Linked DNA regions of Homo sapiens: region 2 is linked to region 1. The links are chromatin loops, found by intact Hi-C in ENCODE. Cell type or tissue: OCI-LY7. All regions are shown on one strand. Each heading gives the region's core, and the rest is flanking DNA. Links, peaks and the distances in the headings are about the cores only.

Region 1 (10,329 bases), core at 760-8,759:
TCTCTGTCTTGGCTCTTCCGTGAAGCCCTCACAAATAAGCTGTCCTTACAATGGGGCTTAATGACTCATTGAGAGATGCTGGGAGTTTGGGCAGCTGGGCCCCACATCCTAGGGTGACTTGAGAACCTGGTGGCCCTTCCTGTGCCTTTAGAGCCACAGTGGCCTCAAGGATGGGAACGTGCTGCTTGTAAAGCCATAAAGAACAAATAACATGGCTTAGATTTCTGTGTGCTGCCACCTAACACTCTCACTTCCTCACCCTGTGAGCAATTCATTGTGCATTTAATTAACACCTGACATCAGCTTCACAGGGACTAAGTGTGTCTTATGCACCGTCTTGTGCCTAGTGGCCAGCAGACACAAGCTGTGAAATGAGTGTAAAATGAATTAAATGAACATTGTTAACTGGGTGACCCTGGATATGTTCCCTAACCTCTCCAAGCCTCAGTCTCTTCATCTGCAAAATGGTGATGCTAATGACTCCCCGTGCCGGGGTGGGGGGTCGAAATGAGATAATGCAAGTAAAGCATTCAGCCCAGGACCCGACTGAGAGCTGAAAGGTATCAGCACCTGCCATTTCTACCGGCCTGGGGGAAACACGCTTAGTTTGGATGGGAGTGGTAATAACAGCCTTGGCTGAGGCGGTGGTTGTCATCACGCCACCGATGGAGGACTGACCTTGTGTTCGGCCCCACGCTGGCTCTTGGTGTTCTTCGCTGTCAGCGGTGCTGTGACTGAGACATCCTTGGCCCATTTCACATGTGAGCCCCCACGGCTGCAAGAGAGTGAGCTTCTTCCAGAGAGGGCGGCAGAGCCAGGATTGAAATTCACATCTTGCTCCGAGCTCATGCACACCTGGGAGCCTGCATGTTCTTGCTAGATTTTACAGCCAGCAGGCCTTTGTTGAACCGTAAGCAGCAGCGGCCTTGATCAGGCTGGTTTTTCTGCCCAGAGGCCCCTTTGGCATCGTGACTCAAAATTTTCTCTGGGTATTTTGCCTTCTTGCTGATGCATCGTTTGCCGGATGGGAACCAGCAGGTAGAGAGTGTTGGCTTTCTGCCTCCGGTCAGAGTCGGGAACGTGACTTGGATACAAACTCAGCATGGAGGGAGGCATGACTTGGGAGGGCAGAACCCGGCAGCTTCATTCCCATCCTCTGTTGGTGGGGAAGAGTGAGCAACTCACAGGTAGAACCAGGACAGTAGTCAGGGCTGTTTAAAAATTTAGGGCTCCTGGCTGGACGCGGTGGCTTATGCCTGTAATCCTGTTCCTGGACCAAACCGAGGGTTGCGCTGCTTGTTCTTATGGCCCAATAACAAGATGCAGATGAACTGGGAAGAGAAGAATTTTTTTTTTTTCTGTAACGAGGTACAGGGAGAAGGCTTAGAAATTATCTGCAGACCAACTCAAAATTACAAAGTTTCCCGGAGCTTACATACCTTCTAAGCTACGTGTCCACGTGTAAGTGTGCATTCCTCTAGAGACCTAAGTGATCAGCTTCTTCTAGTCTATGACTAAGGTCTGAGTCCTGAAGACCTTCCTCTAGAGCTTCAGTAAATTTACTTAATCTAAATGGGTCCAGGTGTGGGCGTGATTACCCTTATCTTGTCTCCTGCTAAATCATGGAGGTTTGGGGAGTCCCTTCAGACCCCCAGTAAACTTGTTTGTGGAGGCCTGGGGAGTTTCTTCACATCCCCAGTAAAACTTGTTTAATCCTTCGTTATCTTGTCATGCTTCAAGGCCCAGGAAAGGCCTGGGCACAACTAGGGGTGGGCTTTTGTTACATTCCAGCCCTTGTATAAGGGCAGTAGCTCTCTCAGCTTTTAATATTTAACTTAACCACTCAGTCAGTGCTGACACAATTGTTATAGAGGCCTGTGTTAGTGAGAACTGGCCTGCCACAATCCCAGCACTGTGGGAGGATCATTTGCGGCCAGGAGTTCGAGACCAGCCCAAGCAACATAGACCGTCTCTACAAAAGTAAAAAGTTAGTTGGGCATGATGGTGCATACCTGTAGTTCCAGCTACTGGGGAGGCTGAGGTGAGAGGATTGCATGAGTCCAGGATACTGAGGCTATAATGAGCTATGATCACCCCAGCCTGGGTGACAGAGCGAGACCCTGTCTTAAGAAAAAATTAGGACTCCTATCCCACCTCTTCAGAGACACTCATATAAAAATACAGTGTTTCCAGCTGCCATTTGTTGAGTACCTGTTGGCGGTGAGCCAGACTGTTGATCTGTGATGTTGTGTTAAATCATCCTGGCAAGGAGTGAGGTAGTGATGAGGAGGGCTGGTTTCACAGACCAGGAAACTGACCCGCCAGGAGGAGAGAAGATTGTCTCGGCCATAGCTCTCTGTAGTGTGCTCTGGGCTCTGTGTGCCCAGAGCAGCTCAGCCCAGATCCACACCACAGCCCCAGGTGGTCAGTATCACTGCAGCTTTGTTAACTATGGAGACTTCAAAGCAGGAAGGGGGAGGGATGCACACCCTTTCTCTTGGAAATTTCCTGGAAGGCAAGAACTGCTCGGGCTCAGCCATAATTAGTTCCTTGGTGGCAGGTTTCTTCAGCCTCCCACATGGGAAGAAACCCGAGTAGGTTGTGGAAATGCGGGTTCCAGGAAGCCTTGCCTGACAGCTCCTGGCTGGACGTGGCTGCATCTCGTCACTGGTCTCCCTGCTCCTGGGGAGCTGCCACCTCTCTGCAGTCACCTTCCAGTGGGGCAGACACAGATGGGTCCTAAGGAGAGAGATGAACAAAGTAATCACTACTGTGCTAAGACATAGTACGCTTGAGAGACAGAGTAAAGGGCCGACCCTGACTTCCCAGGGGGAGGTCTCCCTCTGTGCAGGTGTCCTTCCAGGATGAGAAGGGGCCAGGCAGCTGGAGACTTGGGCAGGAGCATAGCAGGCAGAGAGGGCACAGCCTGTGCACCAGCCCTGCCATTGGAAGGGGCTTGGAAGGAACTGCAGGAGAGTCACCGAGAGCCAGAACCATGCCTGTCTTCCTGCCGCAATGCCTGTGCCCAGCATGGGGGCTGGTGCGTAGCAGGTATTTATTTTTGTCCTGAATGAATGTGAAGACAGGAAGCGCTCAGCCACCATCATCAGCCCCAAGCTGTGGGAAGCAGAGGTCAGAGGCTGGGAACCGTGACACGTTACTGGTGCTTTTTTGGTGACCTCACTGGAGAATACTTAAGATTAACCATGTGTGTGTTTGTGTATGGATGTGAGTGATCCCTCACTCATCCCTTCTAGAATGTTCTGAATTGCCCACTGTGTTCCAGGCAGTGTGTCATGTGCTGGGGAAACTAAGATCACTCCAGCATAGACCAATTTCAGGGAACTCAGTTTAGATAAATGAGGCCGATAAGAGAACAACATCACCATGCATTGTGACAAAATGACACTGACTCTTCCTTCCAAACTCAAGAGTTGTGATCTAATCAGAATCGTGTTCCAATTCTTTAGATGAAAAGGCAATTGGGAGTTTAAGCAAATCTGGGACCTGAGGTTGCCTTAGGTCCCACATTTGGGTGCTTAAAAGGATGGCGGCAGTGTTTAAATGTTGATAAACAAGAACAGAAAAAAGCAACACGTTTGTTTTTCGTTATCTGTCCATAGAGCAAATCAGGACTGAGGCGATAAGGCCTGAGCACAACCTGTTGAAGAAAATCCTCACCCTCCTCATCTAGCCTCCTCCAGGAGGTCCTTACCACCATCCCGGTTCCCTCCGCTGCCTCCTCCAGGTCTCAGCTTCCCCATGACTTCCAGAGTGTCCCTTCTGTCAGCTGCCACACTGCTCTGTTCCTACCACATCCCAGTCTCACCCCACCACAGTTACCACTCCTGCTCAGACCTCATAGTCCCCCTTAGTTCCCCACGCAGGGACCAAAGCCACCTTGTCTTCTCCAGCGGCCACCCTCCCCCTCAGAACAGGGACACTCCATTGGAGTAGGTTCACTGTGTCCTGGAGGAATGACTTCCCAAACCCAGTCCGACCTAGCTAGAGAAAAACATCTCAGCCTTTCAGAATTTAGCCCCCACACTTCCACCTCTGGAATCACAGTGATTCCCAGGCCAGGCCTGGGAGTGAGGACAGGTGACCTGTGTCAAGGGCATATGACGTCATCTGTCATAGCTATTTCTTTCTTCCGTGGAACATTGTTGCAGAGCCTTTGAGAGAGCGGGGGGAGGAGTGCTTTGTTTTTGGAGCTGTGCAGGTGGTTGAGAGATTAGGGGATGAGCTCCAGTGAGCAGATGAGCTCAAAGAGGGCGCTGAGAGCTGGGCTGAAAGCGCACGCTGGAGTGAGTGTGTAAGTGGGCCTCCAACCAGCCTGTGGATACCCAGGTCTTATGAGGGCCCCGGGGAGAAGAAACTTGGGCCCAAACAGATGGCAGGTGTAAGAGTCATAGATCTAGTTCTCAGAGGACAAACACATGCTACCACCCACTCAAAGAGCACAGGTCCTGATGGGACTTCCTTGGTGGGGTGGGGAAGACAGAGAGCCGGGGATATCACAGCTGTGCCAGGGAGGTGGCCCAGCGTGGATGAGCTTTGGGATTTGTGTTAGTTAGGGCCCCGATTCTGGCTGACTCAAACATCAAAGCACCTGTCGTGGTTCACGTGATGGTGAAGTCCAGGTAAGGGGGGATTCCAGAGGAGGTTCAGGCTGTCGTCGGGGTCCCGGTCCTGTGTCTGCGTGACACAGTCCTACCTGGTTCCCTTCACTGGAGGAAAAATGGCTCCAACAGTGCCAGGCTTCTCCCTACCTGCAGGTTGAGAACAAATGCTTGTCCCTGCGTCCTAAGCAGGGGACCTAGGGTAGAACCCATAAGGCCAGTCACGCTAGTGATGGGAGTGGGGAGAACTCCCTGAGTGGCCTAACCTACATCCTGTGTTCCACGCTGGAGCTGGGCGAGGAGTCAGCTTGCCCAGAACTGCATAGGGTCTCTGGTGGAAATCAGGGGCTATCGCAAGAGAGGGCAGGGAGGGGACCCTGGACTCCAGCACCTAGTGTTCATGACAGTTCTCTTGGGATTCTGTCCCATGTAAAGTACAGAGTCTAGTCCTGGATTTGAGAAACTTCTCTGATCACATATCCAATTGTTAAAAAGAATTGTGGGTTACTGCAATATACATTTGTTTGTTTGTAGTGTACATAGATTCTTTATAATATACAAAACAAAAATCAGGAACTTATTAAAGATGATGAATAGAAACTAAGGTGGAGTTCTAATACTCCTTTGGGTAACTTGGGGATCATCTCAAGCATCCTGTGCTGGAGACCTCTATTAGGATGCAGTCACTGGGGACTACCATTAGGACGCGGTCGCTGGGGACCACCGTCAGGACTTGGTCACTGGAGACCACCGTCAGGATGCAGTCACTGGAGTTACTGGGGGACCACCGTCAGGATGCAGTCAGTAGGGGGCCACTGTCAGGATATGGTCACTGGAATCACTGATGACCACTGTCAGGATGCGGTCACTAGGGGACCACTGTCAGGATGCGGTCACTGGAGTCACTGGGGACCACTGTCAGGATGCGGTCACTGGAGTCACCGGGGACCACTGTCAGGATGCGGTCACTGGAGTCACCGGGGACCACTGTCAGGATGCGGTCACTGGAGTCACCGGGGACCACTGTCAGGATGCGGTCACTGGAGTCACTGGGGACCACTGTCAGGATGCGGTCACTGGAGTCACCGGGGACCACTGTCAGGATGCGGTCACTGGAGTCACCGGGGACCACTGTCAGGATGTGGTCACTGGAGTCACTGGGGACCACTGTCAGGATGTGGTCACTGGAGTCACTGGAGTCACCGGGGACCACTGTCAGGATGTGGTCACTGGAGTCACCGGGGACCACTGTCAGGATGTGGTCACTGGAGTCACTAGAGTCATTTCTGTGCTGTGGCATTTTAATGTCGTTACTTTGAGTCATTCCTTTTCTCCAGTCGTGAGTTGTGCTGTCTGCCCACCACTACTGATTTAATATTTTCTTTAAATTTTCTCTCACTTTTTACCTAAAGTAAACTCATTTGTAAAGAAAACGAGCATCATTTGCCATCAATAGAAAAATAACTTCAAAAGTACCATGATGAATACAAAACAGTAGGTTAGTGTCTAGTCAGCCACTGTAGTCTGCCTAGAGGTTTTAAAAAAAAAAAAAAATGGTGAACAAAGGTTAGCAGGCAAAGGCAGATGAGCCTCGACTTGAAAGACTGAGAAGGCATGAGAAAGGGAAAAGCTTTGTCTGGCATCCAGCATTGTTCACTGTCGTATCCAGGCACCACAGAAAACCATCTTGGTTTCCGAGTTCCATGCTTGGGGAGACACTGGTGGGGTGATTAAGGGTGTGGGCACTGAAGCCAGGTGGCCTGGAGTTTGAGTGCCATTTTTATCCCTTCCCTGTGCCTCGTCTTCTTCATCTGTGATGTGGACCTCCCTCCCAGAGATGTTGGGACTAGATGGAGCAGTATTTTCAAATGTCTTCATGTATGACATGCAGTTGTTAAGTACTAACTTTTATTATTACTGGTTTAAGTTGTTGTTTAAACTGTTCCAGACTTTTTAAGGAATATTTTCAATTTGAAAATATAGAGATTGATTGTAAGTGTTCTGTGATCAAACTGATCCTAGAGAAGAATATGACGTACTCCCTCAATTTATCCATGGGGCCTGAGATCCAGCCAGTCTGCAGAGACCCAGATTGGACCATCGCAGTGTGCTGGGGTTTGTTTCCTCATGTGATTATAAACTTTCACATGAGACTGGGACCTGTTCTAGGCATTTTTGGGGGTCATTCCATGGGCTTTTGGGGGGGTCCCATGAGTTTACATTGAGGACAGCATCCTTGGAGCCTCAGAAAACTGAGCAGCCCATCACCACTGGTCTCTCGGTGCTGCAGAGGCAACTTGGATGCCAGCAAGTTCCAGGCCAGTGGTATAATGAGGCATGAAGTCCCAGGAGGACTGGGAGGAAGACAGGAGTGTCCAAACAGGATGACCTTTCTCCTCTCCAGCTGATTCTCGCCCTGTGGAAATGCTCTTGGCATTTCAGTGCTGGCATCTGTTTTTTGTTTGTTTGTTTGTTTGTGGAGATGGAGTCAGGCCATGTTGCCCAGGCTGTTCTCAAATTCCTGGGCTCAGGCGATCCTCTGCCTCAGCCTCCCAAAGTGTTGAGATTCTAGGCCTGAGCCACTGTGCCTGTCAATGTTTTCTTTTTTAAAATTGTACTGGGTGAGCAAAACCTGTTTGCAACCTCTGGTCTAAGCCCATTTGTGAATTGATCCCCTTCCCCTCTCCTGCTACCTGCATTGTTGACTTTAAAGCTCTATTCTCGGCCCCCAGCCCATCTCCTAGTCCCTTTGATGATAAACAGTGCCATGAACACAGCTCAGAGCTGACAAACGGGCCTCCTGACCCAGCAATCCATCTATCTGGGAGGTTGCTGAAAACCGAAACCTCCCAGGCTACCCAAACACCCACTTCTGAAGCCCCCAAACTCCACTAGGTAATGAAAGATACCCAGGGAAATTAGAACAATGACAATAAAAACAGCGTTTCAACCGGGACGCAAGCTCTTGGGTGGCTTTACTCAGGAGGGTTTTTTCTCCCACTGGCCCTTTATATAATTCTCCACAGTGATGGGTATATTACAGCAATCTTGTAGAACGACAGCCTTGTGAAAGACAGAAAACAATGTAACTGCCCCCAGTTTTTAACTGACTTTCCTTTGCAAAATTTTGCCCTTCGCTAGCAATGTATCCCATCTCTACTTCTGCAGGCCCCTCCCTAATGGCAAGAAAGAATAGAAATCTGAAATGTCTGCATTTTGACTATAGCCCTTCCAGTGTGACCCTCTGAAAGGCATTTTTAAGAAAGAGCAGAAATGTTGGAATGTCACAGACATTTATTTGCATGGTATCATAACAGATTTTAATTTGACAAGGAAACCGCCTAAGAGGAAGGATTGAAAAGCCAATGCCAGGTAGAAGAGGTTTCCTTTGCGAAAATTATTTAAATGCATTCTGGCAGCTCTTATTTGAAGGTTAATTGTGATTCCGACTGTTAGGGAAAACCTAATTAACAATAATGGGAAAAAACTACATTTAAGTAATATTAAGGTTGTGACAAGCATTTTATAAAAGCAAGAACTCATTGCTGAAGTTTAGACTTGCTCTTCCAACCTGTGGCCCATTGTTCTCAGGTAGTGAAGCAGATAAAATGCATTAATTAAATATTTGGAAGCACTTTGCTGGTTCTTCTTATTTATTATCTTGTGTGAGGTTGACATCTTGGCAATTTCTGAGAACAAAAGAATATACAGAGAAGTAGATTTGCTCCTTATTTTATCAGCGGGATTATATTTAAATATAATTTTTGGCCAGGCACAGGGGGTTATGCCTGTGATCCCAATGTTTTGAGGGTCCAAGGCAGGAGAATTGCTTAAGGCCAGGAGTTCAAGACCAGCCTGGACAACACAACAAGATCCTGTCTCTAAAAATTTTTTAAAGCTATTAGTTGGGTGTGGGGGCATGTACCCGTAGTTTCGACTGTTCAGGGAGACTGAGGCAGGAAGATTGCTTGAGCCCAGGAGGTCGAGGTTGCAGTGAGCTGTAATCACACACTGCATTCCAGCCTGGGCACCAGAGGGAGACCCTGTCTTTTTTTCTTGTTTTTTGAGATGGAGCCTCACTCTGGTGCCCAGGCTGGAGTGCAGTGGTGCGATCTTGGCTCACTGCAACCTCTGCCTCCCGGGTTCAAGCGATTCTCGTGCCTGGGACTACATGCACGTGCCACCACGTCTGGCTAATTTTTGTATATTTTTTAGTAGAGATGGGGTTTCGCCATGTTGGCCAGGCTGGTCTTGAACTCCTGACCTCTCAGGTGATCTGCCCGCCTTGGCCCCACAAAGTGCTGGTATTACAGGTGTGAGCCCAGCCAAATAAATATATAGCTTTTTTGTCTTTTTTTTTTTTTCCCTGTCCAGGTGTGAGGGGCAGTCAGGTTGGGAGGGGCCCTGGAAGGGTTGAACCAGGTGGGCATGGCATGGAGGCATGAGTACTGGGCAAGTTGGCAAACTTTCTGTAAAGGGCTGTGTCGGAAACATGTCCGGTGTGATGGCCATGTGGTCTCTGTCACATCTGCTCAGCTCTGCCGGTGTGTCTCACAGGCAGTCATAGGTGATACATAAATGAATGGGTGGGATTGTGTTCCAAGAAAACTTTATGTGCAAAAACGGGCACTGGGGCTGGCTTTGGCCCGGGGCTGTAACTTGCTGGCCCCTGTGTGGAGTCTGGAATCTGGTGACCTAGGTTTGGATTTAAGTCACTCCCAAGTCTCCAATCCTGGACAAGTTTCTCTGTGCTGTTGTTTTCTTGGAGTACAGTGGATATTATACTAGCTTGTGGTACTGTGGTGCAGGTGGCACTGAGGCTGGGGCAGTGTGGTAGGGCATGGGCCACTGGGCCTTGCGGGAGGTGTGAGGTGGGGGCAACCCCATTTGGTTGGAACGTGGTGCTTTTTATTACTGTGGGCCAAGGTCCGAGGCATTTGGGAAAGACTGGATTAGGAATGGGGGCAGCTGCTGCAGTTGGAGAGAAACACTGAAGGCTTTGGGGGCGTGGCTGATGATGGGGTTGACCGATGGGGCTGATGGGCTGCTGGGTTGCTCTGTGAGAATCGGAGGTGTCATCCTATAGGAACCACATGACCCCTCTTCGTGGGTCCCTTTATATCCTGTTGGACAACCTCTGTCTTCCCCCTGTAAGTCAATAAAACAGTCCCCCTGGCTTAATTTCATGTTTTTTGTGTCAGTCATGTTACTGTCTTGGTCAGTATCAGTGAAATCGCAGCCCCCATAAAGCTTCCTTTCTAGTGATGGGGTCTTTTTAAGCTTCTGAGTGACATCAGCCTTTGTAGCAGGATGGGCGTCCTGTAGTTTGAGGAGATTGGATGGTGTATTAATTAGCTAGAGCTGCCCTAACAGAGTACCATGGGTTGGGTGTCATCACAGAAATGTATCTTCTCACCTTCCGGAGGCTGGAAGGCTGAGATCAAGGTGTCGGCAGGGTTGTTTTCTGAGGCCTCTCTCCTTGGTTTATAGACGGCCGTCTTCCCACTGTGGTCTTTCTTCTCTGCATGACTCTGTCTTGTCCTTCTAAGAAGAGGAGATTAACAGTCGTGTTGGGTTAGGGCCCACCTTAATGACCTCATTTACCCTTAGTTACCTCCTTAAAGCCTCTGTCTGCAGGTATAGTCACATTCTCAAGTACTGGGGGTTTGGATTTGAACATGTGAATTACGGGGTGACACAGTTCAGC
Region 2 (10,329 bases), core at 1,016-9,015, 86 kb before region 1:
TATGTATGTATGTATATATGTATGTACTTACTGAGATGGAGTCTCTCTCTGTCACCCAGGCTGGAGTGCAGTGCCATGATCTCGGCTCACTGCAACTTACGCCTCTTGGGTTCAAGCGATTCTCCTGCCTCAGCCTCCCGAGTAGCTGGGACTATCTGTAGGCATGTACCACCACACCCGGCTAATTTTAATATTTTTTTATTACAGATGGGATTTCACCATGTTGGCCAGGCTGGTCCCGAACTCCTGACCTAAGGTGATCCTCCCACCTCGGCCTCCCAAAGTGCTGGAATTACAGATGTTAGCCAATGTGCCCTGCCGGTAATAAGTCATTTAAACATTAAACTGTCTGATTAGGAAACAGAGGCACAGGTTGATTAAATAGGATGTAAAGGTCCCTGGATTGGGTTGTAAAACTTAGTCCCTTTCCACCATACCATCCAGCTCACTAGGGAAAATGAGGAAAACAGAACTTCGTTTAAAGTATTTTCCCTCTCTGTAGACACTTTCTTAAAAACATAATTGAACTCCTGCTGTGCATACAATTTTGTTTGTTGCTTTTTACCCCACTTAATCGTCTATCACAAAGCCTTTTCTATCATTATGTTGACTGCATTGCTGTAATTTGTAACAACTGTGTGATATTCCAGCTAGTGGATAGACCAGAGTTTTAGTCAATTTCCAATTGTTGGGCCTTTTTAAAAAAAAAACAAAAAACAAAAAACAAAAACAAAACTTTTACTATACTGTAAAATGCTGCAGGGAATGCCTTTTGTGTACAGAATTTCCCCATGTTTCTAGTTATTTTGGAGGATGTGGTCTCATAGGCAGAATTGTTGAATGAAGTGCTAAGGTTTTTCTGACTTCTGTTTCGGGTTTCCATATTGCTCCCCAGGATTGTGGCCATTTTAAAGTGTCACCAGCAAACAGGCCCTCTTGGCCACTCTCACCAGCATTCATAACTGTTGCCATTGGAACTCCAGTAGGCAAAAACCTAGCTCCTTATATTTGTAATTCATGAGTCACTGTGGAGATGGAATACTTACTTTTTTCTGTGTTTATGAATTGAATTTCTTTTTGGTGAATAATCAGCTCATTTCCTTGGCCTATGTGTTTCAGGGGTTTTTCCTCTGGGTTATGTGAGGACTTGGTATCAATAAAGATGCTGGCCCTTTGTTTTAATGGATTCGTAAGTTCTCATGTCTGGGAATTGTCATGAATTGTCCTGCCCTTCTGGTTGTGTGCCCCAGTTTAGGTTTTTAGCAGTTGTTGTGATTTAGGCACTTGGACAGCCCATATTTTGAGGATGAAACCTTCAAGTCTGTTTGAGGATACTTTAAAGGGCTTATGGCCATTAAGGGGGAAGATGCATTTGTAGGCCATGTTAGTAGATGTGGTTTAAATGCTTGAATTGGCTGGGAAGGTGGCTCACACCTGTAATCTTTGAACTTTGGGAGGCCGAGGTGGGCAAATCACTTGAGTCCAGGAGTTCATGACCAGCCTGACCAACGTGGTGAAACCCCGTCTCTACTAAAAATACAAAAATTAGCTGGACATAGTGGCGTGCGCCTGTAATCCTTCGGAGACTGAGGCACAAGAATCGCTTGAACCCAGGAGGGTGGAGGTTGCAGTGAGCCAAGATCGTGCCACTGCACTCCAGGCTGGGCCACATAGTGAGACTCGGCCAGAAACAAACAAATAAATGCTTGAATCGTGGCTTTTGTTTGCTTTGGTAAACAAAGGAAGAGTTTTCGTTTTTAATCTTTCAGTGGGCTTCACGGTGGAGTAGTGGAAACGTTGGGGAATCTGGCTATTCATGAGAGTGTGATTCTCCCCAAAGCCAACAAGGACCCTTTTCCTTTTCTTTTTGAGACAGAGTCTCACTCTGTCACCCAGGATGGCTGCAGCCTAGAGGGTGACTGTGGGCAGAAGATGTCCCCTGAGAGGGCTGGAAAGGAGATGACACACAGAAGTCAGCACACATTGGTCCTTCAAAGTATCCTATGGAGACACCTCTGTACTCACTATCAGCCTCAATGCTGAGTTCACAGCCCACCCAGCATGGGCTTGGAGGGGCATGGAGGCTGGTTGGGGGAGGTGGTCCACCCGGAACTTGTCCTCCCAAGCCCCAGCCTGGCAAGTTGTAGTCTTGGGAGACTGAAACCCTGACCCTCACATGCAAGTCACCACAGTTCTGGATGAGAGATGGAAGAGCAGCTTGATTTGCTGGAAATGCCTTCCTCTTTGTCTTCATCTTCTTTGTCTTCTTTGTCTTTGTCTTCCTCCTCCTCCTCCTCCCCCTATTCTTCCTCCTCCTCCTTCCTCCCTCCTCCCTGCAAAAACATGTAGTCAGTCCAGGTACCCATCAATGGTAGACTGGATAAAGAAAATGTGGTACATATACACTATGGGATACTATACAGCCTTAAAAAGAATGAAATCTTGCCCTTTGCAGCAGTATGAATGCAGCTGGAGGCTGTTATCCTAAGCAAATTAGTGCCCCAACAGAAAACCAGATATTGCATGTTCTGACTTATAAGTGGGAGCTAAACAGTGGGTACTCCTGGACAGGAAGATGCTAACAATAGACACTGGGGGCTACAAGAAGGGGAGGAAGGGAGGAGCAAGGGTTGAAAAACTACCAGTTGGATACTATGCTTACTGCCTGGGTGATGGGATCATTTTTACCCCAAACCTTGGCATTATGCAATATACCCATGTAACAAACCTTCACTTGTACCCCCGAATCTGAAATGAAAGGTGAAAAAAACCACACAAACAACTTTATTGAGATATAATTCACATGCCATACAATTCATCTATTTAGTGTATGATTTAATGATTTTTAGTATATTCATAGAGTTGTGCATTCACAACATTTTAGAACATTTTCACTCCCTCACAAAGAAGCCCATTTTCCTGAGCAGTCACTCTCCACCCCAGGGCCTGGCAAGCACCATTCTCCTTCCTGTCTCTGTGGATGTGCCTGTTCTGGACACTTCATATCAGTGGAATGATACAGTGTATGGCGGTTTGTGATAGGTTTCCTTCATTTAGCATAAGGTTTTCAAGGTTTATCTACATTGTAGCATGTATCAGGATGGCATTCTCTTTTATGGCTAAAACAGATTTTACTATAAGGATATGCCATATTTTGTTTACCCTTTCGTTAGTCGATGGACATTTGGGTTTCACTTTTTGGCTGTGATAAATAATGTTGCAATGAACATTCACGTACAAGTTGTGTGGACGTGTTTTTCATTTCTCTCGGGTATAACCTAGGAGTGGGATTGCTGGGTCAAAGCGGCTGTACCTTCCCACCAGCAGTGAATGAAGGTTCCAGTTATTCTACCATGTCCTCACCAAACACTTGTTATTGTCTGTCTTTTTTTTATTGTAGCCATCGAGTGGATGTGAAGTGGCACCTTCACGTTTGCAAATCAGTGGTTTCAATTTGCATTTCCCTGATGGTTGATGGTGTTGAGTATCTTTTCATTCTACAAATGGCTTACTGGCCATTTGTAGATCTTCAAAGGGTGTCTTTTCAAATCTTCTGTCCATTGCTTAATTTGTTTAGTTGTCTTTTTTATTGTTGAGTTGTATGAGTTCTTTGTGTATTGTGGATACTAGACCCGTATCAGAGATACGTGATTTGCATACCTTTTCTACCATTCTGCAAGTTTCTTTTCATTTTCTCGATGGTGTCCTTGAGGCATACCTGTTTTTAATTCTGATGAAGTTGAATTCATCTATTTTTTCTTTTGTCATGTACTTTTGGCATCATATCTAAGTTTGTCTTTAAAGCAGTGTTTCTGTTAATTTTAGGCTTCAAAATGATTTGATGTTAGAGCTGAGATGCTGTCGGCTTCAGCCCAGAGGTTTTGGGGGTTGTTGGTTGGAGAGTTGTTCATTCCCTCTCTGGACTTAGCACTGCATTGTGTGTTTCCCCACCTGAAATTACTTAGGGCTATGTCCGTCTGCCTACTGGCATCATAGGCACTCAGAAGATACCCGCTGAATGGATGGATGATGGGATGATGACTTCCTGTTTGGGTCTCAGCTCCCTACCTTACACGTGGCTCTCATTCTTTGCCTTTATGTTTCTCTCTCCTTTTCACCCATCCTTCTCTTCTCTGAGTGTGTGTATGTGTACTTTTCTCCCTCATTCCTTCCTTCCTCCTTTCCCTGTCTCTCTCTGTCTTTGGCTTTGTCTCTTTCTCTTGGAATCTGTCTCTGTCCTGCCCTTATTCTGTCCCTCTGTGTCTTTTTTTTCATTTTTCTTTAACTTTTTCTTCTAAGCTGTTGACCTTATCAGATGAACTTTGCAGTCAGTTGGAAACAGGCTCACTTGCTCACTCTTTCTTTCCTTTCTCTCTCTGTCCCTGGTGTTCAGTAAGTTTAGAGAAGAAATGCACAAACTATTGAGTTCCCCTTCACCAACGTGCCCCAGAGTTGGCAGAAGTCAGAGACCAGCTGGCACCAGGCATCCCGCAGTGCTCGTGTTTTCAGCTTGCTGTGTATGAGGCTGTCCCCTGGGCCTGCGGTACTTAATTTGAAATTTGGTTAGGAAGCGGCAGTGATCCATTTTCACATTTGGAGGTACATATTTGGCATGTCAGATGGGAGCAGTACAGACAGATTTTTTTTTGTGCACTACTGCTTGAGTTTGTCAGGAGTTTTATTATGGAAATCACTATTTCTGCCTTTCCATTTTCCCAAGTTACTTTCCTATATTGATATATTTTCACCTGCCTAACATTGGCATATTTTTCAGGGTTCTTGCTTTACGATTCAGTAGCAAGACTCAAAATAACACAGAGGAAAGAAGTGAAAAAACCTCTGGGTAAAAAAAAGACTTGCATCCACATTTTTTTTATTGAAAGGAAACTTCATCAGTGTTTTGAACAGAAAACTTAAACACAATAAAGGTGGATGAAAACATGGGTTGTAAATTGTGTGTGTGTGTGTGTGTGTGTGTATGTGTATGTGTGTGTGTGCTTGGAGTGTAGATTCTGACATAAAAATCACAGTTCTTTTGGCAGTGTATAGAAACCTTAGGAAACTGAATGGTAACAGGTAAAGATTCAGAAATGAATAGCAACTTAGGGATTACTGGAAAAGTACAATTTTCTGTTTCTGTAGGACTTCTTTCTGCTAGGGTAGGGGACGGAATAAATGTTATTTAAAACTCTCTGTTTCCTTCCTGTCCTCTCTGTCTCATATATGCTGCTCCTGGTTGCATAGATAGCCCAGAACTGCTTTACGTACTTATTTCCCAATACTATGGGCTTTGATTTTATATCTGTTTTCCCACATCAATCTGACATAAATCTCATCAAATACCCATCCACTGTTGCCCCAACAGTTAATACATCATCTGGTTGAACCAAAAGATCAAACTGGAGAAGGGAATGCGGTCACTGTTAGTCTTCTAGTGTCTATTTTCAAAGCCTTCATTTGAAGACCCATGGGGAGTCTGAGGAGGGCATGGGGCAGGGGAGAAGCCAGGGGTCTTGACCCTTCTGTTGAGGGTGACCTCTTTTTGTACTTTCATTTCTCGCTATTCTTCTTCTTGTACTTTATACCACAGCAATGCTGAACTACTTGGGATTAAGCAAGGCTATTATTTACTGCAATGGTTGGTGCCTAGAAGCCCTTTTCCCACTACGTCTTCTCTGTTGCATGACTTTCCGCATCCCTGAAGACTTAGTTCGAGGTGTCACCTACTCTGGAAAGACTCTGTGGGTCCATTGAATGCTATTCTTCCTCCTGTCATGCTGACTGCTGTCACTACCGCCATCTGTCCCACTGTGTTGGAAAACCAGCCACAGGCTACCACTGATTGAAGACTCCCTATGTGCCAGGTACCACAGTGAACACTTTGAGATGCTGGCGTTCCTCTTTCGCATCTCCCTTGGCCCTGTGCTGACATTAGTCTGAGCACTCGTCACATGCTTCGGTGATCAAGCATTTGGTCATCCGTCCTCCCCTAGTGGATTCTGAGTTGCTTGGAGGAAATGCTTTGTACCTTCTTCCTGCCTTGGGAACTGTGCTTGACACGTGGTGAAGGTCAGCAAGTCGGTGCTGCATGAATGGATGGAGAAAGCCGGGTGGGGAGTAAAGGCACTGGGCAGCATGAGGGCTTTCCTGGAACTTGAAGGTTGGTGCAGGCTTGGACCTCCGGCTGGCTGGGTCATTCTTATAGAATATCTTGGGAAACTGACTCTCAGTCTCACAGTAACTTCTCAGGAATGTGTTGGCTGTTTGCAGCAGTTGTACCTGGGGGCAGGCAGATGCCGTGCCCCAGTCTCCAGAGTAGGCAGGTGGGACGTAGGACAGGAGGGTGCGAAGCTCTGTCCACCCCCGACTCCTCACCCCCACCAGCATAAAACAGAAAAAGGGAGTTTCTGAAGCCCAGCGGTGTTTCCTCTCATGCACAGCGAGAATCACAAAGTGTGTCCACTGAAGGGCCTTTGGGGAGGTGGGGAGCTGTGCCTCTGTCTGGGAGTGGGCAGTTTCCCCTGCTTTATGCGCTTATCTCTAAGCCTCCCAGATTTTGCAATTAAGGACATTTCACGTTTTTCGTGTCTCTCTGACCATCATGTTGCTGTTCTGTTGTGACAGCCATGCCCCTGGATAGGATTTAGATGGGGCCTGGCCGGGTGCAGTGGCTCACGCCTGTAATCCCAGCACTTTGGGAGGCTGAGGTGGGTGGATCACCTGAGGTCAGGAGTTTGAGACCAGACTGGGCAACATGGTGAAACCCCCGTCTCTACTAAAAATACAAAAATTACTGGGAAGTGGTGGCAGGTGCCTGTAATCCCAGCACTTTGGGAGGCTGAGGTGGATGGATCACCTGAGGTCAGGAGTTTGAGACCAGACTGGGCAACTTGGTGAAACCCCCGTCTCTACTAAAAATACAAAAATTAGTGGGAAGTGGTGGCAGGTGCCTGTAATCCCAGCTACTTGGGAGGCTGAGGCAGGAGAATCACTTGAACCCGGGAGATGGAGGTTGCAGTGAGCTGAGATCATGCCACTGCACTCCAGCCTGGGCAACAAGAGTGAAAACTCCTTTTCTAAATAAATAAATAAATAAAAGATGGGGCCTGAGGTGGGGTCAGATTTCATGATGCAGTGGCCACAGAAGCAACGACGCTGGCAGGCTTTTGTGACATGCATAGCAGCTGAGGAGAAAGTAACTGGGTGTGGGGGTTGAGGTTGGATAAGGGTGAGACCTACAAGCCAGAGAAGGGAGATGAACCTCGGTGGAGGGGCAGTGGGCAGGCCAGTGGCCTTTAGACCTTTTAAAAATCATTGTGGTAAAACATATGAAACCTAAGATTTACATAAGATTTATAACTGTAACAGTTGTAAAAAAAAAATACCCAGAACCTTATTTGTGAAAGGGAGGAAATTAAGGGGTAAGAAGGCCTTGGCCTCTCCATTCCATGGCAGCCTTTTGGATGGGCACTTTTTTTTTTTTTTTTGAGACGGAGTCTCGCTCTATCACGTAGGCTGGAGTGTACTCTGGGAGGATCGCTTGACCACCCAGGCATGATCTCGGCTCACTGCAGCCTCCGCCCCCCGAGTTCAAGCGATTCTCCCGCATCAGCCTCCCGAGTAGCTGGGATTACAGCCACGTGCCACCATGCCGGCCAATTTTTGTATTTTTGTAGAGATGGGGTTTTACCATGTTGGCCAGGCTGGTCTCAAACTCCTGACCTCAAGTGATCCGCCCGCCTTGGCCTCCCAGAATGCTGGGATTACAGGCTTGAGCCACCGCGTCCGGCCTTGAATAGGTACTTGTGAGGAACGTCAGTGGGGACCGCAAACCGCTGCATTGCAAACCATGCCAATAATAGTGTTACTGGTTCTTTGGGTTTGGAATTGTGCTTGGCTGCTGGTAACAGAGATATGGCCCTGGTGGCTTAAATGAACAACGTATCTTTCCTAGAAGGTCACACTTAGGCAGTGCAGAGCTGTCGAGTGTCTCTGCCACAGTCTAGTGTCCTGGTCCACTTTATCTTTCTGCTCTACCATCCTTAGCTGTGGCTCTTATCCTCAGGTTGGTCTAAGATGCCTGTTGAAGCTCTAGCCAGCATGTCTGTGTTGTAGGTAGCAAACAGGAGAAAACAGGAAGGCCAAAAGGACTCTCCCCCGCTAACTGTCCTTCCTTTAAGGAGCTTTCTCAGGAGTCTCATCTCACAACTTGAGTTTACATCTCACTGGCCAGAACTTAGTCGGTGGCACCACTTTGATGGAAGGGGCGTGTGAAGTGTAGTCTTTTAGCTTGGCACATGGCCTTTCTGAATAGGGCTTCTGTGATGAAGGAAGAAGGAGGGGATGGATGCCAGGCAATCTGTCCTGGTTGTAGAGGTAGTGCTGGAGGTAGCTGATGTTCATTGCGTTCATTGTTTGTTGCCAGGAAGTGCATTCTGTACCTGACATGTATTAGAGGTGGTGTGTAGTGACCAGCTGGAGCCCACGTCTCTAGCACCAGTGAGGATTTGGCTGATGAGCAGAGTTTTTCAGTGGTCAGAACCCTCTTTGCTGGGTCGTATGTAGCCTACTGGACCGTGAACTCCTTGAGGACAGGAGTATTTACTTTTGTCTCCCAAAGCACCTGGCTCAGTACCAAGGAAATGTCACCAAATGTTGGCTTATTTAAACCAAAGCTATTTCTATTGAAAACTACAATTAAAAAATATTTTTTGGCAGGGCATGGTGGCTCACTCCTGTAATCCCAGCGCTTTGGGAGTCCAAAGCTGGAGAATCACTTGAGGCAAGGAGTGAGACCCTGTTTCTACAAAAAAAAAAAAAAAAAAAAAAAAAAAAAATTAGTCCGGTGTGGTGATGTGCACAATGTGGTCCCAGCTACTCGGGAGGCTGAGGCAGGAGGATTGCTTGAACCCAGGAGATCAGGGCTACCGTGAGCTGGTGTCATGCCACTGCACTCCAGCATGAGCAATAGACTGACACCCTGTCTCAAAAAAAAAAATCCTGATTATAAAGAAATATAAGTCTATTAGAATTTTTTAAAGTAGCACCAGGACAGAAAAAGAAAAATCACTTGTAATCTCATCACCCAAAAATAGCCACTATTGAAGAGATTTGAAGTACCTCTTCCCAGTCTTTTTTATTTGTATTTAGAGTGTCTGTGTAAAACACATTTAGATCATTCTAGGTAAATCATTTTGCATTCTCTCGTTTCACTTGGTATCATATCACGAGCAGTTTTGTGTCTTTAAATATTATCTCTGAATGGCCTTAACGGCCGCATGATGTCTCTGTTAACTTCCCACGGCTAGGCACTGAAGTTATTTGTTGTTATTACTGCCATGGTGATCTTTATATCCACATTTTAGTGTAGGATTCTGATTATTTCTCTAGGGTCAGCTCCTGTGAAGAGAATTGCTGGGCCCTTTAAGATTCTTGGCAAAGACTGTCAACATGCTTCCCAGAAAAACATGTATTGACGCCAGCTGTGTATGAGTATGCCTGTCAGGCCTCACCCTCCTTGGTACGGGGTATTGTCATTTTAGTTGCTAATTTGATTGCAAGTTTTATTTTGTATTTCTACTGTGTTTCAATTTTTCCAGGACTATTGACCATTTGTTGTTTTGTTTGCTGTCAGTTTTTTAGTATTGAGTCTATAACGATCTTGATTTTTTTTCTGTCGGTTTTTGTTTCTTTTAGATGTTTTTTGATGCGGCTGTGCTTCTTACTTATAAAATAGCATTTCTTTGTCATTTCTTTTTTTTTTTTTTTTTTTTTTTTTTTGTGAGACGGAGTCTCGCTCTGTCACCCAGGCTGGAGTGCAGCGGCATGATCTCAGCTTACTGCAACCTCTGCCTCCTCCCAGGTTCAGGTGATCCTCCCTCTTCAGCCTTCCAAGTAGCTGGGATTACAAGTGTGTGTGTGTGCCACCATACTGGACTAATATTTGTATTTCTAGTGGAGATGGTCTTTCACCATGTTGGCCAGGCTGGTCTCCATCTGCTGACCTCAAGTGATCCACCCACCTTGGCCTGTCAAAGTGCTGGGATTACAGGCGTTACCCACCGCACCTTGCCATCTTTGTCATTCTTGTGGTAAATCTTTTTCTTTTACTTTTTCTGCATAATTATTTTGACCCATAGTGGTTTTTAATTTTTACCTAATCAAATCCGGTGACTTTTTTTGTGTGGAATTTCTTCCGTTTGTAGTATGCGTGATTGTGGGAACAAGTTTCTGCTTGCTTTTCTTGAAAAAATTAGCTATTTGTGTTTGCTCATTTTCTAGATAAGCTTTAAACCTCGATTCCAGTAGAAAAATAATTAACCGGGATTC

What was found. Hi-C counts contacts between places; a loop is a spot of excess contacts. Peaks named below come from ENCODE experiments on the same cell type or tissue, not always from the same donor. Only the 100,000 strongest peaks of a DNase experiment are listed, where the experiment ranks them.
Region 2: it touches region 1 in a loop (3-fold over the local background); 4 of 110 quality-filtered maps call a loop at or near these places.

Annotation. Positions count from the first base shown.
Region 1 is chr16:12,317,357-12,327,685 of GRCh38, forward strand. All of the region lies in intron 15 of SNX29 (sorting nexin 29), which reads left to right. Among named protein-coding and RNA genes, the nearest start is that of SNX29-AS2, 50 kb to the right of the region's middle. RefSeq lists an enhancer at 1-379. In OCI-LY7, for the core only: no CTCF peak of the experiment used is centred there; DNase peaks (open chromatin) are centred at 2,323, 3,085, 4,275, 5,857 and 3 weaker places; H3K4me3 peaks cover 4,592 bases; H3K27ac peaks cover 7,773 bases.
Region 2 is chr16:12,230,833-12,241,161 of GRCh38, forward strand. The region is part of intron 14 of SNX29 (sorting nexin 29); the gene reads left to right. Among named protein-coding and RNA genes, the nearest start is that of SNX29-AS2, 140 kb to the right of the region's middle. In OCI-LY7, for the core only: no CTCF peak of the experiment used is centred there; a DNase peak (open chromatin) is centred at 5,969; H3K4me3 peaks cover 4,507 bases; H3K27ac peaks cover 7,245 bases.